Regions from separate parts of the Mus musculus genome. Here region 1 is linked to region 2. Evidence: chromatin loops called from intact Hi-C (ENCODE). Cell type or tissue: gastrocnemius. All regions are shown on one strand. Each heading gives the region's core, and the rest is flanking DNA. Links, peaks and the distances in the headings are about the cores only.

What was found. Hi-C counts contacts between places; a loop is a spot of excess contacts. Peaks named below come from ENCODE experiments on the same cell type or tissue, not always from the same donor. Only the 100,000 strongest peaks of a DNase experiment are listed, where the experiment ranks them.
Region 1: a loop joins it to region 2, with 5 times the contacts of the local background. A loop is called at or near these places in 22 of 42 quality-filtered maps.

What each region holds. Positions count from the first base shown.
Region 1 is chr5:137,105,735-137,117,693 of GRCm38, forward strand. It overlaps Trim56 (tripartite motif-containing 56), which reads right to left and starts at 10,473. Exons shown (of 3, transcript NM_201373.4): 1 at 10,378-10,473; 2 at 9,055-9,219; 3 at 5,552-8,927. The coding sequence starts at 8,926. The coding sequence ends at 6,722. In gastrocnemius, for the core only: no CTCF peak of the experiment used is centred there; DNase peaks (open chromatin) are centred at 6,098 and 10,431; H3K4me3 peaks cover 1,455 bases; H3K27ac peaks cover 1,444 bases.
Region 2 is chr5:137,056,562-137,068,520 of GRCm38, forward strand. Serpine1 (serine (or cysteine) peptidase inhibitor, clade E, member 1) reads right to left here. Exons shown (of 9, transcript NM_008871.2): 4 at 11,165-11,359; 5 at 10,266-10,464; 6 at 8,300-8,400; 7 at 7,786-7,872; 8 at 6,920-7,003; 9 at 4,943-6,650. The coding sequence ends at 6,613. Among named protein-coding and RNA genes, the nearest start is that of Serpine1, 9.7 kb to the right of the region's middle. In gastrocnemius, for the core only: CTCF peaks have their summits at 5,733 (motif pointing right) and 9,539; a DNase peak (open chromatin) is centred at 5,742; H3K27ac peaks cover 691 bases.

The DNA.
Region 1 (11,959 bases), core at 2,756-10,755, 49 kb after region 2:
ATGACAACTGAGAAGTGGGCAGGGCTGACCCTCAGGATCTCTCCTCAACCCACTCTCTCCTGGTCCCTAAGATAACTGGCTACAACGTCCTCTGGAGACACCTTGTGTTGTCTTCCCAAAGTTCCACCTTCTTCTGGTCTTCTTCCCTGTATATGCCCACCCTCTTCTACTTGGTCACCAAGATACTTCGCCCAATATGTGAGGAGAGGAATATCTGATGCCACTGACGTCTCTGCTCCACCAATCCCAGGTGGATCCCAAGTTCCTGAAGATCTAGCATCTTCCACTGGGAAGAGAGCGCGCTCACTTCCAACTGCTTTCTCTGGCAGTTTGCCACCAGCTAAGGTAAGGGAGTTTTCTCCCTACTTCTCAGGTCTGCACCTCCTCTCTTCAATTCCCACTTAGAGGACTGCTTCCACCTTCAACTTCCCTGCCAAAGAGAGATGGCCAGGCACCTTGGCCCCTGCCACCCGTCAATCAAATTCCATCTAGCTCAGCTCGCCAATATTACCCATTTCCTTTAGCACATTAAAAAAAAAAATCAAACTTCTCCTGGCCATATGTACATTCAGAATTGTGCCCATAGGGATTAAGGAAATGATAGCATTAAATAATAGATTTACCAGTGAAAGAGCATACGCTTGCCCCACCTCCCCCAAATCCTATTTTCTATAAACTATCCAAAGATAAATATGGCCACTCTTGCCATGGTTTTAAAACAACAACAACAACAACAACAACAACAAACTTTCCTGAAATGTCAGGGTAATTGGTCCTCGGTCAGAGCAGCTGATTCCCAGCTGGCTGTGAGAATGTCCCTGGCTCTTAGCCATGGGGCCATTGGTTCCCTGTGCTTCTGTGGTCACTTGTATGTTTTGCTGAGTGACTTGTTTGTGTAACTTCTGGAAAGTAATACAAATATTGAGCATATAAGCTATGAGTTTAGCATCTCCCTTCATCTTGCAAGGGTCCCCAAGAAGCGCTTGGTTCTCTGTCTCTTTAGCATTTGGGGGATTCGCTTTCAGAATCAGGAGATTCCTCCCTCTTTCTGTTGGCAAAACCTCTACCGCTGAGTCATACTCCAGCCCCTCACTGGGGAAACCTAAGCAAGCCCTCTGTGCCCGACCAGCTCAAACCCTCTTTTTATTTTTTTAAAAAATATTGTCTTCCTAAGTTGTTGAGGGAAGACTTGAATCTGCTATCGTCCTGCCTCAGTCTCCCAACTTTGCTGGGACTGCAGCCTACACTACCATGCCTGGCTTCATTTCTGAAGATCTCTCACTGAAATACCACACACACACACACACACACACACACAAACACACACACACACCACACGTGCACTCCCAATACAGGTTCCCGAGAACCTCTGCATCTTTGCTGCTACACAAAATACCGGCAAGAAGCCCCTACAGTCTTGTCTCTTACGCCTCCTTTCCCAAAAGGAAGGCGGACACCTCAATCATCTCTCTCTCTCTGCTTTTGAAGTCTATCTTGAGAGGCACAATAGTGCCCCCTGCTGGAGACTTCCCACAAGTCAAGATTTCTGCAGTTTGGCTGGCTTAAGGTTGTGGCATACTGAGTGTCAGAGCCCTCTCTACACATTAAGTCACTTCACAGACGTTTAATGAGCACTTGCCTGTGCAGACAGAGAATGACAACACACACACACTGTCTGCCCCTTTATACAACTGCTCTGATCCCATTTGGTTCTTTATCCCTACTACTTGGTCTGGATTGGTCAGGAGATTCAAGACTTTCGAGAATGCTCAGAACTTCATAGCCATCCCATCATCTGTGGAGACCACCCGGTCCCAAAATAGCAATCCTCCTGCCTCACTCTATGTGCTAGAGTTACCAGTGTGCACTATCACATCTGGCCAACTAGTTAGTTATTCTTAAATATTATTTATAGAAGTCTTCAAGCATATAATACTAACTGAAATGGAAATGTACAGATGTGAGTACCAGCCCAAAATAACTCAAAAAGATGTAACCTCCGAAACAAATCATTGACTATTTACAGATTGGGAATCCATTGTCTGCCTGGCAACTATTTGGACACAGTCCCACCAGTGGCTCACATTACGCAATCAGAATCTGCCCGGTCAGTCTTTCCTTGTGCGTGCATGCATGAGTGCACGTGTGCGCACCTGCACAAGGTCCACAGGACACCAAGGGTCCATGCTGTTACTCTCCTATTACTTGGAGTCAGGGTCTCTCGATGAACCTGTAAGCCTGGCAGTAAACAGATCTCAGACTCTGCCCCCTACCCTTATAGCTCTGGTACACGTGGCCACACCTGGCTTTTTATATGGGTGTTGGGGATTTGAACTCAGGTCCTCGAGACTGGATAGCAAGCGTTCTTAGCCACTGAGCTGTCTCCCCAGCCCTGTGCTCTCTCTTATGACTACATCACATACTTTTCTTCCAAATACTTTTCATAGTTGTGATCCACAGACGTTCATTCTATCAAACCACAATCTATTCAGCCGCTGCCTCACCACGGAGGGGTTTCCAGTTAATGAAGCAGCTGTAAAGGTCTCTCTGCAAATGTTTTTCTGCTACTGAATTATCTTCCCAGAATGCATTCCCCAAAGGGGGATGACATCCTCGCCCCCTGCCCCCGCCCCAGTGCTAGAGACGGAACAAATATCAAGTAAGCACTCTACCAGTGAGCCACTCACTGGGGAATTCTAGGCAGGCTGAGATTAACATAGTTTTACAATCATCCCAAAAAAAAAATAAATAAATAAAAAAATCCTCCTGTGGCAAATATTGCTAAATGACTCTCTGGGAGGCATTATTTCATAGTGCCAGGAATCTACATGTTTCTTCAGAACACATCTGTAACTTTTATCTTTGGCGTATGCCAGTGGTTTTATTTGATGAATTCTTTTTCATTTTATAAGTCCTTGCTCATAGATACTTCCCCTGGGTATCTAAACTATTTTCTTCTTTGTCCAGATAGGTGTCCTTTTTTTTAACTGGTATTTCAGCTTTTCCTCATCAAATCAAAATTCTCTGTTGTTTGTAATCTTACTGGCCCTCATGTCTTCCCTTATGCTTTGCTGTGTATATATTTTTATGTTAGCTTATTTATTTATTTATTTATTTATTTATTCATTCATTTTTGTTGTTGTTGTTCATTTGCTTTTTTAAGAGCAGTTTTGTTGGTTTTGTTTTAGCCAAGGTCTCACGTAGCCTTGGCTGGTTTGGAATTTGCTAGGTTAGCCAAGGATAACCATGGACTTGTGAGTCTCCCATTCCGACTGACTGCCAGGACTGTAGGTATGTGCTATACCTGTTTTTATTCAGTGCTGGGGATCGAACCCAGGGGTCGGTTATGCCAGGCAAGCACTCTACCAACTGAGAGCCAGAGCCCCACTTGAAGGGGCTCACTATGGAGCCTAGGCTGGCCTTGAACTCACAATTCTGCTCTCACCAACTGAGTCCTGGGGATTATACCAGGCTTGCACCTCCATATCTAGCTTTTAAATTTTATATGTAATCAAATCTGGACATTGGTGATTCCCTACATTGGTTTCTACAAACAGGGAATTCTGTCCAGAAAAAGATGTCCCTTCTCTATCCTTAAACTTCCATCTGGACTTTATTCCAAAGGCCCCTGTGTCTCACACACACACTGTGTCATAATAATCCCTACCTTAAATGTCTCTTCAGCCTCATTTCTCCATAGCCCCCTGGCTAAACACACCCTCCAAAGCCACCCCTACCGTCTTCATCCAAAGACGCTGCCACAGATTAAAAACACTGAGGTGACTGCGACTCACCTCCAAGCGTATCTCCAGAGTTTTATGCCTCCTCCCGCCTTAGGTCCCCCATCCATCACTGCTGACTTCCCAGATTCTCCCATGCTGGCCTTTGGGCTTCAGCGCCTCCCCAGACCCCTCCTGTCACAGATGAAATCACATCACTTCATTCACATAAAGGCTAACATTTCTGAAAAGGGATTTTGCCAAGATAGCTAACAAAAAGCATAAATAAACAAGATTCCAGGAAACAGAAAGCATAAGAAAAGTCTTATAGAGATTTCATAATCTGTTTAAATGTCACATCCTATTTAAAAGTTAAATCCTATTTAACTTCAGATTGGCTAACTATCTGTTTAGTGGTTTTGTGATTTGCCTCTAAGATTATATATTACAGATATCCATTTTTTGCGTATTAAATCCCACCATTCATCCAAGCATCACTAATGCCTTTCCGTTGGGCCCATAATGGCCTTAAAAGATACATGGTGTTTCTCTTATTTTAGAGCTAAGGGAACATGGCTAATCTTTATGGACCTTGAAATCATGGAGACGTTGGACCTCCCTAATCTCCGCCCCAGGCCCCGCCCACCTGGGCAGGTGCAGCGATGGTGGGAGGGAAGAGCCAGCGGCTCAGGGTGGGGGGTGGATCATGTGTGTCTCTGCTGAGAAGGTGGGGTGAGGAGTGGGGGCAGGTCAGTGGGCAGCTCGCGGTCCTCCAGCTTTACCTGAATGAAGCGGTTACGGGCCAGCGGCATGTTAGGCAGGCTGAATTGCCATTTCTTTCTTGGTGTCCGCACCTGTGATCTTCCTGTTGATGGTGGGGAAGGGGCTGGAGTGTGTGACGACCTTGTGATCTTGCCCCTGCCAAGCACCCACTCAACGTCGTCCACGCCCCTCATCGCAGTCACGCCCAAACAGTGCCATCGAGATCTCCAGCCTTCGTAGCCTGCAAGGATGTCAGGGAGTCCTTCAGACCCACTCTTATCATCAGCCAGGTGATGCCATTGGCCAACACTTCATTCACAATGTCCGTCTGGCATCTCGGACTTAAACGCCCGAGTCTCGCTGATATCCTAGAGACCCAAGAATCCCTGCATTTCCTGCAGGCCCAGGAAGTCAGCAGGATATTCCTTTGCCATACGCTGACATACCCTGTTCACCAACACTTCTGACCCTGTCTCCTGCAGACACTGGACATCTTCTTTGTGAGGGGACCCCGGCCAGCCTGGCTACTCCTCAGCTCACTGAGCTTCGTGAAGACTAGTGTCTCTGAAAAGGTTCTGCTCCCATCTTCAAGAACTTCTGGTCCGACTAGAACCAGTTGATGCAGACTTTGATCACCTTGGGGGTGGGTGTCCGTGGGCTTCACCAACAACTATAAGCATCCCTCCCCCATCATCTGCTGTGTCTCTGGCTGGCAAGCCTTAATCAGCACCACGTGGATCTTATCATCATGGCTTCTGAGGGCTTCGATGCCTTCTGAAAACTCGAGAGATGTCTGGTTTGTGGGTACCGAAGGGAGGATGGCGTGTAGTCCATGCACTTGGTGAAACACTCAAGGACGGTCACTGCCGAGGCAACCCTGCCCTCTGGACAGGACCCACGAGTGTGGATGCTGACACCTTTCAACCACCATCTGGAAGAGTTCGACTCCCTCTTAACGTTGGGCATCTTTGCTGAACCACTTGAACATGCGGCCAAAGATGGAGTCTCTGTGGGACAGAAGCTGGTGCCTGAGAGTTGGGAGAGAGTCCAGCTTTTTTTTTTTTTTTTAACAGTCTCTGCGTATAGCCCAGGCTGGGCTCAAACATATAATCCTCCTGCCTCAGCTTCCCAAGTGCTGGGATAACAGGTGTGTGTGAGTGTGTGTGATGCTGCATCTGGATTTGATCTCATACCTCCACTTCTGCTTGTGCCTGCACTCTCTGACCCCTGACCTCTGACCCCATACTTCATTGAGGGAGTTTCTACTCCGATGGATTGGCAATGCTATTGTTGTTCTGAGATCTCTGGCCTCCTCTGACCCCATGTTCCCCTTGAGAATGGCCAGTTCTCACCTTCTTTCCAGCATGCCTAACATATCTTGACGTATACTTGGTCTTCCTTTGCTTGGAGGATGACTTATGTTATCTCCCTTAGGATTCTCTTTCACCTGCTCCAAGGTTTTGTTTTGTTTTCTTTTGTTTTTTAGGAAGGAAGATATGCCTGGGAATTGACTTCAGGACTTTCAGCAGGCTAGCCAAGTCTTCTAAGACCAAGCCACGCCCCCAACCCCTCCCTGGGGGATTCTAGGCAGGGGCTCTACCACTGAGCCACGCCCCCAGCCCCTCATTGGGGGATTCTAGGCAGGGGCTCTACCACTGAGCCACGCCCCCAGCCCCTCATTGGGGGATTCTAGGCAGGGGCTCTACCACTGAGCCACGCCCCCACCCTCATTGGTGCATTCTAGACAAGCCCTCTACAGTGAGCCATGCCCAGACTCCTCACTGGTAGAACCTAGCAGGCACTCTACTACTGAGTCTCTCATTGGTGAGTTCTAGGCAAGTGCTTTACAGAGGAGTCCTGACCCCATCCCAGGAATGGTTCTGAAGAATACAAATCAAGAATCAGGCTTCTAAATCTCAAAACACCTAAAACTACAGCAGCAGCCTTAGCTGCAGGAATTGTTCCAAAGCAAGCAGTTTGGTTGACTGCTGGCATCTGCTGTGTGCTCAAAGCTATTGCCAGCCAACACTACTCTTAGTAGCTTCTATCCCTGTACATCACAAAAGGAACAAGCATTTTGCTAGTTGGGAAAATGCCCTTGGCCAACTCATCCTATAGGTGGCTCTGCTTCTATTATGCCCTCCCTCCCTCCCTCCCTCCCTCCCTCCCTCCCTCCCTTTTTCCTTCCCTCCCTCCCTCCCTCCCTCCCCACCTGCCCCCCACCCCAGCCAAAAGCCGCTTTAGCTGTCAGGAAACCTGACCCTAAAGACATGGATGGTCCCATTGCTAAGTGACACCACCAAGTACTTGCCGTCTACCATGGTGGTTACCCGGGGCTTTTCCAGGCCATGGTATGCTGTTAGGAAGTCACCAAGAAGTGACCCCTTGGGATCCAGTATCACCACCTTGTTTACCTCTCGAAGGGTCAGAAATATGTAGCCCTTCTTATCCACAGACACAGAACCTGGCTGGCAGCCATGTAACCCAGGGCCCTTGTATTCCCAGATCACCTGACCTAACCCATCACAGAAAACCACGCTATTCTGCTGCCAATCTGACCCTACAAAATTGCCCTGGGGGCTGGTGGTTAGGAACACCAGTGCCCGCTGGCCCCGGCTAGCCTTGCCTCCAGGGATAAAGCGGGTAGCCAGGCTGCCATCTTTCTTGTATACCTCCACATGGCCTGCCACACTGACAGCTACTCGGTCTCCACATGGCATTGCGGCCACGGCGTGGCTGGACTGGGTGAGGCTCAGGGACCTGCGCCACTGAATTTCTCCGTCAGGACTGACAAGATAGAGTTTTGCATTGGCAGAGAAAGCCACTGCATTCTGCAGGGCAGCCACGCTGCACGGGGAACAGCCCTCGGGGACCTGCACTGTGCCTTTGTAGTCCCCATTGAGGGAGAAGCGTTTCAAGACCCTGTTCTGCTCATCTGCCACCAAGATTTCCTGGGGGCCGTAGGGACAGAGTCCAGTGATGCGAGGGGAGCGCTTGTCCCCGGGCATCCTCGTGGGGAAACTCCAGGAAAACACAGGCCGAGGGAGGAGGCCGGAACCTTCTAGGTTTGGCCTCAGGATGGGGCTGGGCTCCCGAGAAACAGACTTGCCTCTGCCTTTGCACTTCTTCTTCTTGTTAGGCCTGTTACCCCTTTCGATGAAGACCCCATCATCTTCTTGGGGGTTCTGGTCTTTGCCTTCTTTGGGAGTCAGGGGCTGGGCTCCACCCTGCTTCCCTATCTTGGTTCTATCGTCCCCTTGGCCTTGAGCTTCATCCCCTCCTTGGGTACCAGCCCCACCCTTCCCGCTGTCCTTCGGGGATTGTTTAGGCTCCTCAAAGATGAGTCGGAGCAGGTGGCAGTTCTTGTCCTCGAGCCCGGGATGGAGCTCTAGCTGGGGCAGCACACAGCGGGTGGGCCCAGACGTCCAGGGAGCATCCTGAAGCTGGCGCAGGCGCTGTGTGATTGCTCCCTCCAGCGAAAGGATCTCGGCCTCTAGACCCAAGCTGAGCACTCGACGGGCAAAGGCAGCCGCCGCCTTGGCCACCTGCTCCTGGCGCTCTATTTTGGTCAACCTCTCCCTGGTAGCCTCCTCAGCAGCCTCCACAAGGGCCCGGAGTTGTCCCAGCACTTCCTGCTTCTGGGCCAGCAGGGACTTGAGGATTCGTTCAGCTGCCTCCTCCACCTGAGTCCCCACACTGGCTGCCTGCTCCCGAAGCAAGGCCAGGGCTTCCTTTTCTGCCACCCGAGTGGCTTCTAGCTCCACCAGATTGCTGTCCACACCTGCCAATAACTCCTCAAGGCCTGGCTTCCTGGAACGCACTGCTTCCGCTAGGGGCAAGCAGGGGTGATCGATATGGGGACCCAGGCGGCAATCCTTGCAGAGCAACTGAGAACAAGGTTGACAGAGGAAGCAGAGGGCTTCCCCTGGGTGCTGGGGACACTGGGACGCCTGGCGCTCTCGAGCCTCTTCATCATACCACCCGGCTCTGTAACCCACCAAGTCAACGACACGGTGCTTATGGGTCTGCCGGGAGCAGCGATGCCCATCGGCACAGGCCTGGCATAAGTCGTCGGCACAGTCCAGGCACCTGGCTGTGGCGGGTCCCCCAGAGCTCTTGCCTCCCACCAGAGGGCACAGAGCGCAAGTTGGCTTCCCTGAATGGACGTCTCCGGGAGCTCTGGCCTTGACAAGATCCAAGAGCCCATTGACAAAGAAGTTGGTCTTAAAGGCGGCCACCCCTTCGGCGGGTACAGGCACAATCTCCCGACACTCGGGGCAGCGGACCTGACCACCGATGTCCAGTTGTGCCAGACAGTCCTGGCAATAGGTATGTAGGCATGGCAGAGTCTTGGGTGTGTGTAACTGCTCCAGGCAGATTTTACAGGCTAGGAAATCGCTGCTCAGAGCTTCCAGCAGAGTTGGGGAGGAGTCTTTGGAGTTCATGCTATAAGGGAAGGGGCAGAAGTCAGAGATACCTGGGCCAAGTCCCTAGCTTGGTCCTGTCTTCCCCCGCCCCACAAACACACTTCATCCTAGCCCCTCCCCTACTCTTTCCTGGTGTCCACACTCACCTGGATGTTTGGTACGTTCTGGCTTGTGGGAGGCACTAGATACCAGGGGAAGGGTTTTTTTCTTCCACTTTGTTCTCTTTACAGACACTCACCAAACGTAAACATGCGACCGGCTGTAGGAAGTGCTGAGCCTGTGGGAAAGATGAGACCAGGTAGCCCCCAGGCCTCAGAGATAGAATACTCTAATTAGTAACATACCAGGTCAAGGGCCAAAGGTAGGTGTAGCCCAAGCCCTTCCCGTCTCATGTAGCCCAGGCTGGCCTCAAACTTGGCCAAGTAGCCCAGGATGACCTTGACCTTCTGAACTTCCTGCCTCCACTTCCGGAGCCCTGGGAAGTTTATGTAGCACTGGAGAAGCAACCTAGGGCTTCTTGTGAGCTAGGCAGCCCTGCTCCTGGGTCTAGCTCCAAGCTTGTGCTCCTCCTGCCTCAGTCTCCTGCGTGCTCACATCACAGGCAAGCACCACCACGTTCACCTTGCCATGGGTCCTGTTATCAGTGGGTGCTAGGACTCAAGGGGCAGCCAGGAAGGACACACAGGTCAGGGGCATGCGAGCACTGTGCTTTTCGATGTTGGACAGGGTCCCGCAGTCTTTGTCCATCCATCTGTCTGGGAGGGTGTCCTGGGAGGGTGGAAGGGGCCCTACTTCCTGCCCCATCTAGCTTTGAAAATAACAACAGATCAAGATGAAGGCTCAGGGAGAAAAAGTTCATCTCCTTCCTTTTCCTGGACCTGGGGGTCATGTAGATCTGGCCTGACTCCTGGAGTCCTCTAATTTTACCATTCCTACCAAACTCATTCTAGAATCCCCTGGAGGGAAGGTACTGTAAGTCCCCAGCACGGTGGCGACTTAATAAAGAAAGCTGGAGCCCGAGACAGGAAGCTTGCCACAAATTTGAGGCTAGCCTGGGTTTAAAAGTGAGTTTCAGGACAGCCTGGGGCTACAATAGTGAGTTCTGGTTGAGCTTGCCCTACAGAGAGATCTAGCCTTGAGAGAGAGAATGAGAGCGATCACTTTTCTTTTTCCCCAGTGTTGGGAGGAAAAAAAAACAAACAAACTCGGAGTGGGGGGTGGGGGTGCGGTTGTCTACACTCAGTGAGTGTAGGATTCAGGACACAAGGTGGGAGGTGGGAGGCTGAGGGACAGGGCCTGGCTCCAAGCTTGTCCTCCCAAGCTTCTCAGGTCCCCTCTGCCCTCTCTCCCCTCCCTTCCTTTCCCTCTCCCGGGCTTTCTCACTTCCCCTTTCCTCCCTCCCCTCCCCCCAGGCTAGTCTTTCTGGGTGCTGGCTCTTAACCCCATCCGCCTTCCCGGGCTCTCCTTACCCAGCCACAGCTGATCCTGGACTCTCCCAGCAGGACCGGGGAGCCCCGAAATCCCGCTACCGCCAGCAGTTGACTACCTGCAAGAGAAACAAAACTGAAAGTAATCGTACTGTGGTGGTGCAACTTCCGTCCCCGGCCCGGGACAACTACTCTGGGGCGCAAGCCCCGCCTTCCTCACCACTCCACCCTGGAACCCTCCCTCCCCTCTGGCCGGGGCAATAAGGCCAGACCCGACTCCAGCAGGAAGGTCTGGGGGCTACAGGTTAGGGCGACTGGTAGCCCCAGGCTCAAGCTGTCAGCTTGTGTGTGTGTTGCAAACAAGACACTGCCCCAGAATCTATTCTCTGAGCATGTTTATCGGGTCAGGATGTTTATGTGTGGCAAGGAATGACAGATGAGCGATTGGGCCAGTGGGCGAGGCTCCTCGTGGGTCCTTTGCTAACCGTTGAAGCTGTGAGCCCCAGATAAGAACATTTCCAGAGCTTAGCGCAGTCTTTCTGGAGGAGGCTGTCTAGAGATGTGTTTGAGGAGGTCTCGGAGCATTTGGGGGCTTTCCCGGGGCAAGAGCGTTCTGAGAGCAACAGGTGTGCAGGGACAGAGAAATGACATCCGAAATCCTCAGCCTTCGGTGGTGGGCCACAGCTGTAATCCCTGCGCTGGGAGCTGGAGGCAGGAAGACCAGAGGTTCCATGCTAGCTAGCCTCAGATACTTGGCAAGTTTAAGGCCTGTGAAGCTTGAAAGAATCACAGGGGACCGTGTGAACCGTGGAAGACAACAGACGTTGTAGAGGGAGGAATTGACTAACATTGTTGGATGCCACAAACCAGGTAGTCAATCAAAATGAGGACAGGAAGTCATTGGGGTGGTAGCAGACCTAACATGGTTCACCTTGTCGATCTCCCTACCCTTTTATTCTCTCCCCCAAATTTTTGCTTCATGCTGGTGTAAAAGCAACATATTCAGAAAAAAAAATGTACTTTGGGTGTTTTTTTTTTCTTATGTATATATTTAGACAAAGTCTCGTTATTTAGCCCAGGCTAGCTTCAAGATCCTTCTGCCCCAGCCTCTTGAGTGTTGGTATTTCAGGTGTGTACCACCACCTCCATCTTTGGAAATTTTTTTTTTTTTTTTTTTTTTTTTAGCCTAGAAAAAAAAGTACAATTCCAAGGGGAAGGCCTGGAAAAACCAGACAGCACAGAAAGACAAGAGAGATTAAGGTTGCACTGGGGTGGACTCACCCCCATATGGCTCAATGGCTTACAGTGGTAGAAAGCTCGCCTGGTATGCCCGAGGCCCTGGATTACACCCACAGCACCTAATAAACTAGGCATAACCCCAGCACTTGGGAGGCAGAGGCTGGAAGATCTGGAGTTTGAGGTCATCTTCAACATATAGCGAGTTCCAGCCAGCCTGAGACATGTGAGACCTTGTTTCAACAAACAGAAAAGGATGTGGGCTTTGGAACAGGGGACACCAGAGTCCCTCGCTCTCAAGCCTGGTAACACCTCTTGCCAGCGGAAAAGCAGGAATTCCAGCAGAGTGAATTCCTTTGCTGTGAAGGTTGCCGACTTGAGAGATTCC
Region 2 (11,959 bases), core at 2,692-10,691:
GGACAACTTGGAGGAGGAATGTTCCTTCCTCCAGGGTTCTGGGCATTAACTCAGCCCATTCTGAGGGCAAGTGCCTTTCTCCGCTGAGCCGTCTGGAGGATACTGTTGCAGGGCTCTACATAAATGTTTACCAGTGTTATCACGATTAACTCCCTTGATGGACCTTTCATTTTTAAAAAATGGTTTTGAGGCTGGAGAGATGGCTCAGCAGTTACGAACACCAACTGTTCTTCCAGAGGTCCAGAGTTCAGTTCCTAGCACCTCCACGACCGCTAATAAGCATCTCTAACTAACAACTCTGCCTCCAGGAGACCCAGAGCTCTCTCTGGGCTCTTCAGGCTGCATGGATGATGGACGTGGCACACAGACACACACGCAGACCCATAAGATAAATAAATCTAAAAATAATGATTAAAGAAAAGTTTAACTGAGCTGGGTGAGATATTACAAACCTGCCCTGTCACCCCAGCACTCAGGATGCTGCGTCAGGATGACAGTAAGTTCAAGGCTAACCTGGGCTATATATCAACAACCCTAGCCTTAAAATAAACCAAACAAAACCTCCCTAAGATTAATAAGTCTTTTCATTCCAGCACTCGAGAGGTGGAGGCAGATGCGTCTCTATGAGTTTAAAGCCAGCTTGATTTACATATTGAGACCCCCTTCTCTCTCTCTCTTTCTCTCTCTCAACTTATTTATTTATTTATTTAATGTATATGAGTACACCATTGCTCTCTTCAGACACACCAGAAGAAGGCATCAGATCCTATTACAGATGGTTTGAGTCACCATGTGGTTGCTGGGAATTGAACTCAGGAGCTCTGGAAGAGCAGTCAGTGCTCTTAACCGCTGAGCCATTTCTCCAGCCCCAGCCCCCATCTCAAAACAAACAAACAAACAAACAAACAAACCCAACCAAAACCCCACGATCATTAAGTTAGGTACGTGGCACACAATCCCAGCACTCAGGAGTGTGAGGCAGGAGGATCATGAGTCCAATGATAGCCTAGGGTACTTAATGGTAACCTGTTAAAAAGAAAAGTTTGGAAACAGGTCAGGTCTCCTTGATGGATGTGGTCTTTAGAGAATATTTTTATCATGGAGGGCTTTCCCACATTCATGTTCATTGCCTGTCCATGGGTAGATAAACAATCTCACTGTGTGAAATTCATAAAAAAAATAATAAAAAATGGTGGGAGTGACAGCAGGGACAGACCTCATTAGTTTTTCATCTCTAAAGAAATAGAGAAAAGAAGGAAAAGTTTGAAAAGCCAAGGAAAGGAGGCCATGCAGAAGTCAAAGAGGGCAGGCAGGCTGCCCGCTGGGGGGTCGCTGCGGGGTCGCTGAGGTCCCTCACTGTCTTTATCTTGACTGTATCTGAGAATAACCAAGAACCCACTAAGTGGGGCAGCGCCTTGCTTGATTCTCCTCTGCAGTGAGCGGACCGTTTGAAGAATCCTTTTTTCTTGAGCTTTCTCAGCATGTAAGGCCATTTTTGAACTGTATATTGGAGAATTAGGGCTCACGAGTCTTGCTTTTTTTAAGCTTTGTGTGTGTGTGTGTGTGTGTGTGTGTGTGTGTGTGTGTGTAGAGTTCCTTGTAAGTTTTTAAAAGAAAAATCTCTTATTATAAATGGGTCACTATTCAGCCATCAGCCCGAGGCCTAGAAATGCTCACATTTTCAGGGCAGAAGATTGTATCCGGGTCTGAGTGTCCTTGAATTCTTAGATGGTTGTCTTCACCACCCCAGCTACCCACCAGTGAACCCAAAGGGAATTTGTACAAGAGAGTGACGCAGGATGGAAACCAGTGCCAGGTGACAGTTGTTCTCTTCCTCTTCTACATTTATTTACTTTGTGTGCATGTGTGTGTGTGTGTGTGTGTGTGTGTGTGTGTGTGTGTGTGTGTGTGTGTGTGAGAGAGAGAGAGAGAGAGAGAGATGTGTGATGTGTGTTCATGCATGCAGATATGAATGTGCTATGGTTCACATATGGAGGTCAGAAGATGATTTTCAGGAATTAGTGTTCTCTCCACCTGTGCCAGTCATGGAAATGGAACTCATGTTTGGCAGTAAATGCCTTTCCCCATTGAGCCCTCTTGCCTGCCCTCAGCTGAACTTTGGGCTGCAACCTCACTATAGACCTCTCTTGCTTGAATCTCTAGGCTAGGCTAACCCAGTGGTGTCTATGCTTTTATTTTTTGCCCTTTTTATTTTATCATTTGTTTGTTTTTTCTATTATGTGCTGGGGAGGGATTGAGCCCAGGGCCTTAACCATGTTATGCAAATATTCTATCACTGAGCCACGCCCCCAGCCCCTCACTGGAGGATTCTAGGCAGGGGCTCTACCACTGAGCCACGCCCCCAGCCCCTCCCTGGAGGATTCTAGGCAGGGGCTCTACCACTGAGCCACATCCCCAGCCCCTCTCTGGGGGATTCTAGGCAGGGGCTCTACCACTGAGCCACGCCCCCAGCCCCTCCCTGGGGGGATTCTAGGCAGGGGCTCTACCACTGAGCCACGCCCCCAGCCCCTCCCTGGGGGATTCTAGGCAGGTGCTCTACCACTGAGCCACGCCCCCGGCCCCTCCCTGGGGGATTCTAGGCAGGGGCTCTACCACTGAGCCATGCTCCCAGCCTCCTCACTGGCCATATTTTACCTACCACCAAGACACTGCTATAGCCCCTTACTGGCTGATTCTATTCTGCCTAGAGAACTCTTGCTTAGAGTGCTTGATGCTCTTAAGTAATCTCCCAAGCCCCAAACTAGAGGTTTGGGGAAAAAAAAAAAAAAAGACTTTCCAGGAAGGCCTTTAAAGGTAGCTATAGAAAGTGTATATGCAACAAAAAAGCCTCATTTCCTGGGCACCATCCATGTCTAGATGGAGCTGAGCACATGAAAGCAACCATTGTTACAGGCCTGAAAAGCACAGCCTAATTGGAGTCGTGTAGAAAGTGATCCCATCAGCCAGGTTCACAAGAGAAGGAGGTGCAACCTGGCCTGGAGCTGGAGAAATGGAGACTAGGGATAAAGAGGGGTGGGTAAGGGAACCCGATGGAGGGAAGGGGATGATAGAGGAATAGATGTGAGAATCCAGAGGTAGACAGCAATTAATTAGGCCCTCGGGTGTGTGGGGGGGGAGGTGTTTGCTGGATCTGGATCTGTCTCTCCCCCACCCCCACCCCTTGCCTCTTCCTCCTCCTCTTCCTCCTCCTCTTCCTCCTTGTTTTTACACATCCCGGTCTCATCTTTTTTTTTTTTTTTTTTTTTTTTTGGTTTTTCGAGACAGGGTTTCTCTTGTATAGCTCTGGCTGTCCTGGATCTCACTTTGTAGACCAGGCTGGCCTCGAACTCAGAAATACACCTGCCTCTGCCGCCCAAGTGCTGGGATTAAAGGCGTGCGCCACCACCGCCCGGCTCCTGATCTCATCTTGAACTCACTATGTAGCAGAGAATGAGTTTGAGCTCTTTGATCTTCCTGCCTCTATCCCAAATACTGGGCTTATAGGTGTGCACCACCAAGCCTGGCTCTCCTGCTTATGAGACACAATGTCACCGAGAAGGTCATTCTGGTATCCAACTCCCAACCTTCAACACGTTCTGGGTACAGGCACATTCCTCACTTTCTTCCTTCCCTTTCTCCCTGTCAACCCCCCACTGTCTCCTTTTTTCTTGCCGGGGTCTGTCTCTCTAGCTGGCCTGAAGTACCCTGTATAAACCAGGCTAGCTTTGAACTCACAGATAGATATCCACCTGCCTCTGTTTCTCAAGTGCTGGGATTAAAGTTGAGTACCCCCAATCCTACCTCCCACCCCAATCTCTCCTTCTTCCTTTTCCTCCTTCTGTCTTCCTGGAGGCAAGGTCATGTGTAGCCCAGGTTGGCCCAAGATGGTCTTGCATTTCCTACTCTTTGCCTCTATCTCCCAAGAGCTGGAATGACAGGCATGTGTCACCATGCCCGGTTTGACGAAGTGTCAAGGATTACTTATAGAGCTTCCTGCATGCTGGGCACCTTCCTCCAGCCGAGCCATGTCCGCATCCCATTCTTTTCCCTTTATAGGATGCCTTCTGGGAGAGAATCAAGCCCTGCACAACTTGTCCTGGAGACAGATTACAGTGCCATGGTGACTGTCTCATGGATTTTCCCACAGGCTTGGACCTGTGGATGTGGCTCGCCGGAATCCCTACCACTGCCAGAAATCTGCTGTTATTGCTTTTGTTTGTTCTGGAGACCAGTTTATACCTGAGGCCAAACTGACCTAGAACTGGTGACCCTCCTGCCTCTGCCTCCCAAGTGTTAGCTAGCATACAGGTGTGTCCCCACCACACCCGTTGTTCAGCAATGTTTTAAAATTTACATTTATTTTTGTTTGCCTGTTTTTCTGAGACAGGGTTTCTCTGTGTAGCCCTGGCTATCCTGGAATACAGTCTGTAGACGAGGCTGGCCTCAAACTCAGAGACCTGCCTGCCTCTGCCTCCCAAGTGCTGGGATTAAAGGCAAGGCTACCACCTCCAGCTTATTTACATTGTGTGTGTGTGTGTGTGTGTGTGTATGTGTGTCCCCATCATGTATGTATGCAAGTCAGAGGACAACCCCCATTGGTTCTTCCCTTCCATTGTGTGGTTTCTGGGAATCGAACTAAGGTCATCAATAGACTTTCTCAGTAAGTGCTTATTACCATCTGAGCCATCTTGCCTGCCCCTCACCTTTATTTCATTATTATTATCTGTGTGTGGGAGTGGGGGAGCATGTGCCATGTTTTGTGTGTGGAGGTCAGAGGACAGCTTTCAGGGACCGGTTCTCTCCTCCCATCATGCGGGATTCAGAGTGTTTGAACTCAGGTCATCGGTTTCCGGTGGCACGTGTTCTACCCACTGAGCCACTTTACCAGCCCACACTCCTGTTTTACTTCCTTGAGAAGACACAGAAGGCAACAAGCAACCAATTTTGTTTGCATATTCTCTATATTTAGTATTTTTTAAAAAACATATTTACCTGTTTATATATCAAAAGTGAAGACAAACAACAACAAAAAGGCATATGTAACCAACAAAATTCAAGACCATGTGACCCCACATTTGGGGCCCTATGGGTACACGGTGTGTGGCTGTCCAGTGCATAATGAAAAGAGAGGAAAAAAAAATCAGAGAGAAAGAGGGAGAGAGAGAAAAGCAAAAACACCAACATGATTATTTTTTTTCCGGTGGAGACATAACAGATGCAGAGTGGCCTGCTAGGAAATTACATTCACGGTACCTTCTTGTGCAGTTTTTCAGTAAATTGGTTTTCTGATCATACCTCCAGCTAGGAAGCTTTCAAAAAAGATTATCTAACTAAGGTGGTTGACCAGGAGCTGCTGTCTCTTTCATCCCCCCCCCGCCCCCCCACGTGTCCACTGCTCACATACAGCAGCCGGAAATGACACATTGAAGTGAGTCACCAGTGCAGCTCTGACTCACCCAGTAATTGGAGAAAGTTCTGTCCTGTTAGGTCACACAGCCCCTTTTCCCTCTCTGCTTCTGAATGCCTTGGAAAAATTTGAAACCACTTTGCCCTCTCTCAAATCTCTCTCTCTTCCATCTAATCTTTTTTCCCCCCTTCCTTTAACGTGGGTTGCCAAGCATCACCTTGGCAAGGTCCCTAAGGAAAAGAGCCACGGGGGGGGGGGGGGGGGGGGGGGAGGGAGGGAGGGACCGGGTAAGGGTGTGTTCGGCTGCCACTAGGCGGCAGTGTGAGCCCCATCACGAGGCTACCCAGAGGGGCAGGTTTGTGGAGTGATGCACCCCTGACATACAGGGATGCAGACCCCAAATGGGATGCCGTATGCCACGGTTTAAATAAGAAGCATTTTCCTTAAAAGTGCTTCTTCTCCCCAACAAACATACAAGAGCAAGAGATAAATATTCAATCACACCCCTGGAATCTCCCCAGGGCCCCCCCACTGGGAGACTGGGGACGAAGAGCCAGGCACACACACGTCCGACTTTTCTTACACCCTTTCCAAATGAAAAAAGTTTGTGGGTCGAAAAAAGCTGTGTAAACAAGTCACCTACACTCTGAAATAACATAAGCAAGCTGTGTCAAGGGAGGGAGCAGGGAGAAGGCTCGCTATTGGGCCACCATTTGATCTGTCTATCCGTTGCCCCTTGGAGGTGGGCAAGGTGGACATTTCCACAGTGGACCTTGAGATAGGACAGTGCTTTTTCCTTTGGCCCATGGCCACCCTCCACAGCAATGGCAGGCGATGCAAGAGGTGCCCACAGTGTGACTGGAACACAAACGATTTTGCTGAATGAAAGTGTTGTGCCCTCCACTCTGCTGGGGCCTCGGTGGGAACTGGGTCCAAAGGGCATGCTGGGCAGATCCAGGTACTGTGAGTTCTATGGTCCATGAGACCTTTGTGGGGTAGGAATCCCTAGGGAGGAGGGAGTTAGACTCTTTTCCCTTCAAGAGTCCGAGGTCTGGGATGCTGGTTGGAAAGATTACCAGTGTGGGGGGTAAGGAGGAGTTGCCTTCTCTTTCTCCCCATAGAGTCCTTTAAATAATCCTTTTCTTCAGAGTTTCTGCTTATAACATCTCCAGTTTCGTCCCAAATGAAGGCGTCTCTTCCCACTGTCAAGGCTCCATCACTTGGCCCATGAAGAGGATTGTCTCTGCGGGCAGAACAATCGTGCCAGTTGAGAATGGGGATCTAAGGAGGTGAGTGAGCTACCAGGAGTCACAGCTGCCCAGGGACTAAGTTAGGACTGGGGTCCTGGCACTGCGTGGGCTGTGACAGAGTGCTAGGGAAGGAATGGAACTGAGTGCCAGAATTTTTGCAGAGTCCCTAGGGGCTCAAGAAAACGTCTACGTGGTGGGCAGGTACATAATGATTTTTGAAAAACAGTGTGAGGACAGGAGGATGTTATAGGGGTCTGCTCACCTGTCGGGTTGTGCCGAACCACAAAGAGAAAGGATCGGTCTATAACCATCTCCGTGGGGGCCATGCGGGCTGAGATGACAAAGGCTGAAAGAAAAGGGACAATATGTTAGGTTTGGGGGATGTTATCATTGGAGTGATTCCCAAGAGATCTAGTGACACCAGTCTATCTGATATCAGCACTGGGGAATGATTTTTAGGTGGCTTAAAAGAAACTAGTAATGGGGTATGGAACCCAGAACCTCCTGCATGCCAGAGCAAGAGTGCTATGGCTGAGCCACCAGCCCCTCACTGGGGGATTCTAGGCAGGGGCTCTACCACTGAGCCACGCCCCCCAGCCCCTCACTGGGGGATTCTAAGCAGGGGCTCTACCACTGAGCCACGCCCCCCAGCCCCTCACTGGGGGATTTTAGATAAAGGTTCTACCATCAAGCTACATTTCCCAGTCCTTGGTTTTTCAGGACAGGGCCTCGCTTTTTTGAACCTGCATCCTTCTGCCTCAGCCTCCTGAGGCATGTGCCACTATGTTTGGCTTCCTTTCTTTGTACTCTGAATATTGGCCCTAAAGTTTCCAAACTTCCTCTGAGCCCCAGGATCCTATTAGTCACAAACATATTTAGGGCTCATGGCACATCCTTTAAGTTCACTCCCACTGTGATTACACCTCAGGCTTGTTTGGGGGGGTCCTTGTCACACACTGGCCCTTCAGGAGCCAGATGAGGCAGCAGGGTCCCAGGGGAAGTGAATCCGTTTTTTTCACACTGAGGAACGGGTTCGGGAAAGGATGACTACTGGGCTCACACTAGCTTTCCTGTGGGGTGATTGCCATCCCAGGAGGTGGGCGAACACAGGCAGAGAGCCACACTCACCTGTGGAGGAAGACGCCACTGTGCCGCTCTCGTTTACCTCGATCCTGACCTTTTGCAGTGCCTGTGCTACAGAGAGCTGCTCTTGGTCTGTAACAGAGCAGGACCCAAAAGACAGATTAGCCTCCACTCTATCCTCCGTGGGGAAACTCCGACCCACGGAAGCAAGAAAACGAGGGTGATCGTTTCTCACCGGAAAGACTTGTGAGCAGGACCCAAAAGACAGATTAGCCTCCACTCTATCCTCCGTGGGGAAACTCTGACCCACGGAAGCAAGAAAACGAGGGTGATCGTTTCTCACCGGAAAGACTTGTGAGCAGGACCCAAAAGACAGATTAGCCTCCACTCTATCCTCCGTGGGGAAACTCTGACCCACGGAAGCAAGAAAACGAGGGTGATCGTTTCTCACCGGAAAGACTTGTGAGCAGGACCCAAAAGACAGATTAGCCTCCACTCTATCCTTCGTGGGGAAACTCTGACCCAAAGAAGCAAGAAAACGAGGGTGATCGTTTCTCACCGGAAAGACTTGTGAAGTCGGCCAGGGTTGCACTAAACATGTCAGGCATGCCCAACTTCTCCAGGGGCCCTCTGAGGTCCACTTCAGTCTCCAGAGAGAACCTGTGGGCAGGAACAGGCACAAGTGTTAGTTTGGTTCCCACATGCTGTTCTTCCAGGACCTTTAGGATATCTTCTAGGACAGTGGGACAGGGTAGACACTGACACGAGCATGGAGGAAAGAGTCTGGCTTTTTGTTTTGTCTTGAAATTGGATCTCATGTAGCCCAGGCTGGCCCCAAACTCATTATGTATCCAAAGCTGATCCTGAACGCCTGATTCTCCTGCCTCTACCTCCTGAGTGCTAGAATTTAGAGGTGTGCGCCACCACGCATGGTTTATGTAGCGCTGGGGTTAAAACCCAGAGCTTTGAACAAGTCGGGCAAGCATTCCACCAGCGCAACTATATCCCCAGCCCTGACCTTGAGCTTCTGATCCCCCTGCCTCCATCATCTAGTACGGCAGTAGAAGTCTTTGAAACTTCATTTGGCTAGAAGGTCTGGCCTATTTTTCCTCCTTGCCAGAAACTTCTAATATTAATGAACATTGTTCAATCTTTCCACCCCCTCAAATCCGTGACTAATGGCTTTCCTCAAATAAGACAGTAGTTTTAACATAATTGTATTCGGTTTGACGGCAGGAGGGGGACAGGTTCACATTCTCCCTCGATAGGGTGTTGGAGCTAACTGTGGTCTGCAGGCTGTTTTTGAGCGCACATAGAATGAGACTTTGGGCTCCCCCTCTGCTTCCCACCAGGGCATGACTCATTATCTCCATCTTGATGAGGGAGAAAGACAGCAGCAGAAGGTCGGCATCTAAAGCAACCTGATCCCCCTCTGTCTCCAAGCCTGGCATCTTAGCATCTGGGAGTTTAGGGGGGAAACCTGGGCTGGGAGCTTCCCTGTAATTCTGGAATTACCCAACCACAGCCCTCTCTACCCCTTTTGATTCTGCAGAAGGATTAGGGGAAAAGAAAAAAAAAGAAAATGAAATCTGTGTTTGGAAGTCTCCTCTGCCTCTGGGAATCGATGCCTTTCATTGTTTGTGGATGAGGGAAGATGGGGGGGTGAGATGGGAGGCTTTTACAAATGGGTGTGGAACGATTCGGGCCTGACACCCACTTCTTTCTCTAGCTCTTCTTTGGTCTCATCTTTTTTGTTTATTTAAAGATGGGGTCTTGTGTGATCCAGGAGAACAAGGAAGACCTTGAACTCCCGATCCGCCCCCTAGGGATGGGATCGGGGATTGTAGCTGTGCACCACCATTTCTGAGGTGCTGGAGATTCAGTTTAGCTCTCTGTGCACGTGAAGTAATAACCCTGCCAACTGGACTATATCTCCACCACTTTCCCTGACGGCCCCCTCCCCTTATGAGATAGGGTCTTGCTGTATATAGCCCAGGTTGGCCTTGAACTCATTATCCTTTGTGCTAGCCTTTCAAGTGTTAGGATTGCAAGTTTGTACCACCACGCATTGGTCTATGTAGCAGTGGGTTTGAACCTGGGGCTTCATGCATGCTAGCCGAGCACTCTACAAAGTAAGCCAGCAATCTTGCCCCCATAGCCAAAGCTGGTCTTGAACTCACTATTCTGTCTCAGCCTGTCTAACACTAGGGTTACAGGCTTGTGCCACTATGATTCACTTTGGTTGACTCTTACTGAGCATTCTGTGCATGGTCTATATGGGGACGTATTTTATTAAAAAAAAAAAAAAAAAACCCTCTCTCCTCTCCAGCAGTAGAAACAGGCAGAAAGATGATGGACTCAGAAGCCATAATCAAATCCAGACTAGGAGGTTTCCCATCAGCCACCCACACATGTCCCTTCCCTGTGGGCATTACCCATCTGGGAAACTCCGCAAGGGGACAGTGGCTTTAGGAGGAGGGGTGGTGGATGTCGGGATTGGGGCATTGGTGAATGGGATGGCTTACTTAGGCAGGATGAGGAGGCGGGGCAGCCTGGTCATGTTGCCCTTCCATTGTCTGATGAGTTCAGCATCCAAGATGTTGGTGAGGGCGGAGAGGTGCACATCTTTCTCAAAGGGTGCAGCGATGAACATGCTGAGGGTGTCGCCCTGGTAGGGCAGTTCCACAACGTCATACTCGAGCCCATCGGGGGTGGTGAACTCAGCTGGGAAGATCAAGATGGAGCCTTGGAAAAGGCTCCAACGCCCACAGGTTCCTTTCCTGCTTCTCTCCCCTTTTCTCCTTCCAGAAGGCCATGCTCTCCACTGGAGTTTTGGAGGTCCTTCACCCATTCCACATCCCATTCAAATGTCTTCCTCTCCTCTTTTTTAAACTATGTCACTGAAGGTGACCTTGAACTCACCCTCCACCATACCTGGTTTACGAGCTGAGCATGGACCCCAAGGCTTTACTAATGCTGGGTGAGTATTGTCCCTAAGCCACACCCCCACCCTTCCTGCCTATTTTCTCCCTCTCCATCTTTGTTATTTTCTGACTCCAGCCACTATCTCATTCCCATGCTCACCCAACTCCCACACAGCCTTCCCCCTAGCTGGGCTCCTTGGCCCCAGGTAACCACACTATAGAAGATCTTCAGAGAAGAGATGGGCTCAAGGGTCCATCGGGCAGATGTGGGCCTGGGAGATTATCTAAATTTCAGCTTCATCTAGCATGAGAGAAACTGATTCCTCCCCGACCCCTGACTTGAATGATCTCAGTATCTCCCAATACTACTTGGTAAGTCTTTGTAATAACTTGGGTGTGTCCACCTCCTCTGCCACCATCCTCCCTCTGAGAGGGACACTGTGAATGTTGCCCAGGGTCAGTAGTTATGAGACATGGAACCTGGGGATATTTGGACTCACTGTAGTTGAACTTGTTGCTCTGAGCCATCATGGGCACAGAGACGGTGCTGCCATCAGACTTGTGGAAGAGGCGCTGGTGGGTGCTGGCCTCTAAGAAAGGAGTCTTCCATTGGCCACTGAAGTAGAGGGCATTCACCAGCACCAGGCGTGTCAGCTCGTCTACAGCCCCCTTGGCCAGTAAGTCACTGATCATACCTAAGGGGAGGCAAGGAGACCAAGAAGTGAAATGGACTGTAAGCATCTTAGATGTCTCCCTTCTGTTCCCAGTTCTCAAATGGATGATGTTGAAGGGACACAAAGAGCTGTGGCAGTTAAGTGGAACAATTAGGTCTAAGACTCTAAGGATGTCTTTCAGTTCACTATTCTTCCTCCCTCTCTTCCTCCCTCCCTCCCCCTCTCCTTTCCTCTCTTTCATTCCCTATCCCCCTCCTTCCCACCCTTCTTTCTTCCCCCACCCCCTCTTTATAGTCCAGCCTAGTCCAAAGCTCACTTTGCAGCCTAGGCTGACCTTGAATTCATGGTAATCCTCCTGCCTCAGCTTCCCAAGAGCTGGGAAGACAGGCATGAGCCACCACCCTGGCTTCACCATGGTTTTCTTGGCTCTGGGATCCATTTTAGTATCAGAGTTAAAAAGCTCCATCTTTGCTCATTTGACCTCTTCTCTTGCCCCCTAAGCTATAGTCTTGGAGGCCCGTGTACACCTGTGTTACAGCTCCTGTTGTTCTTACTGACAGTGGTACCCTTTCATGGTGATTTTGGTTTTGTTTATTTATTTTAAAAGTTATTACTATTGTG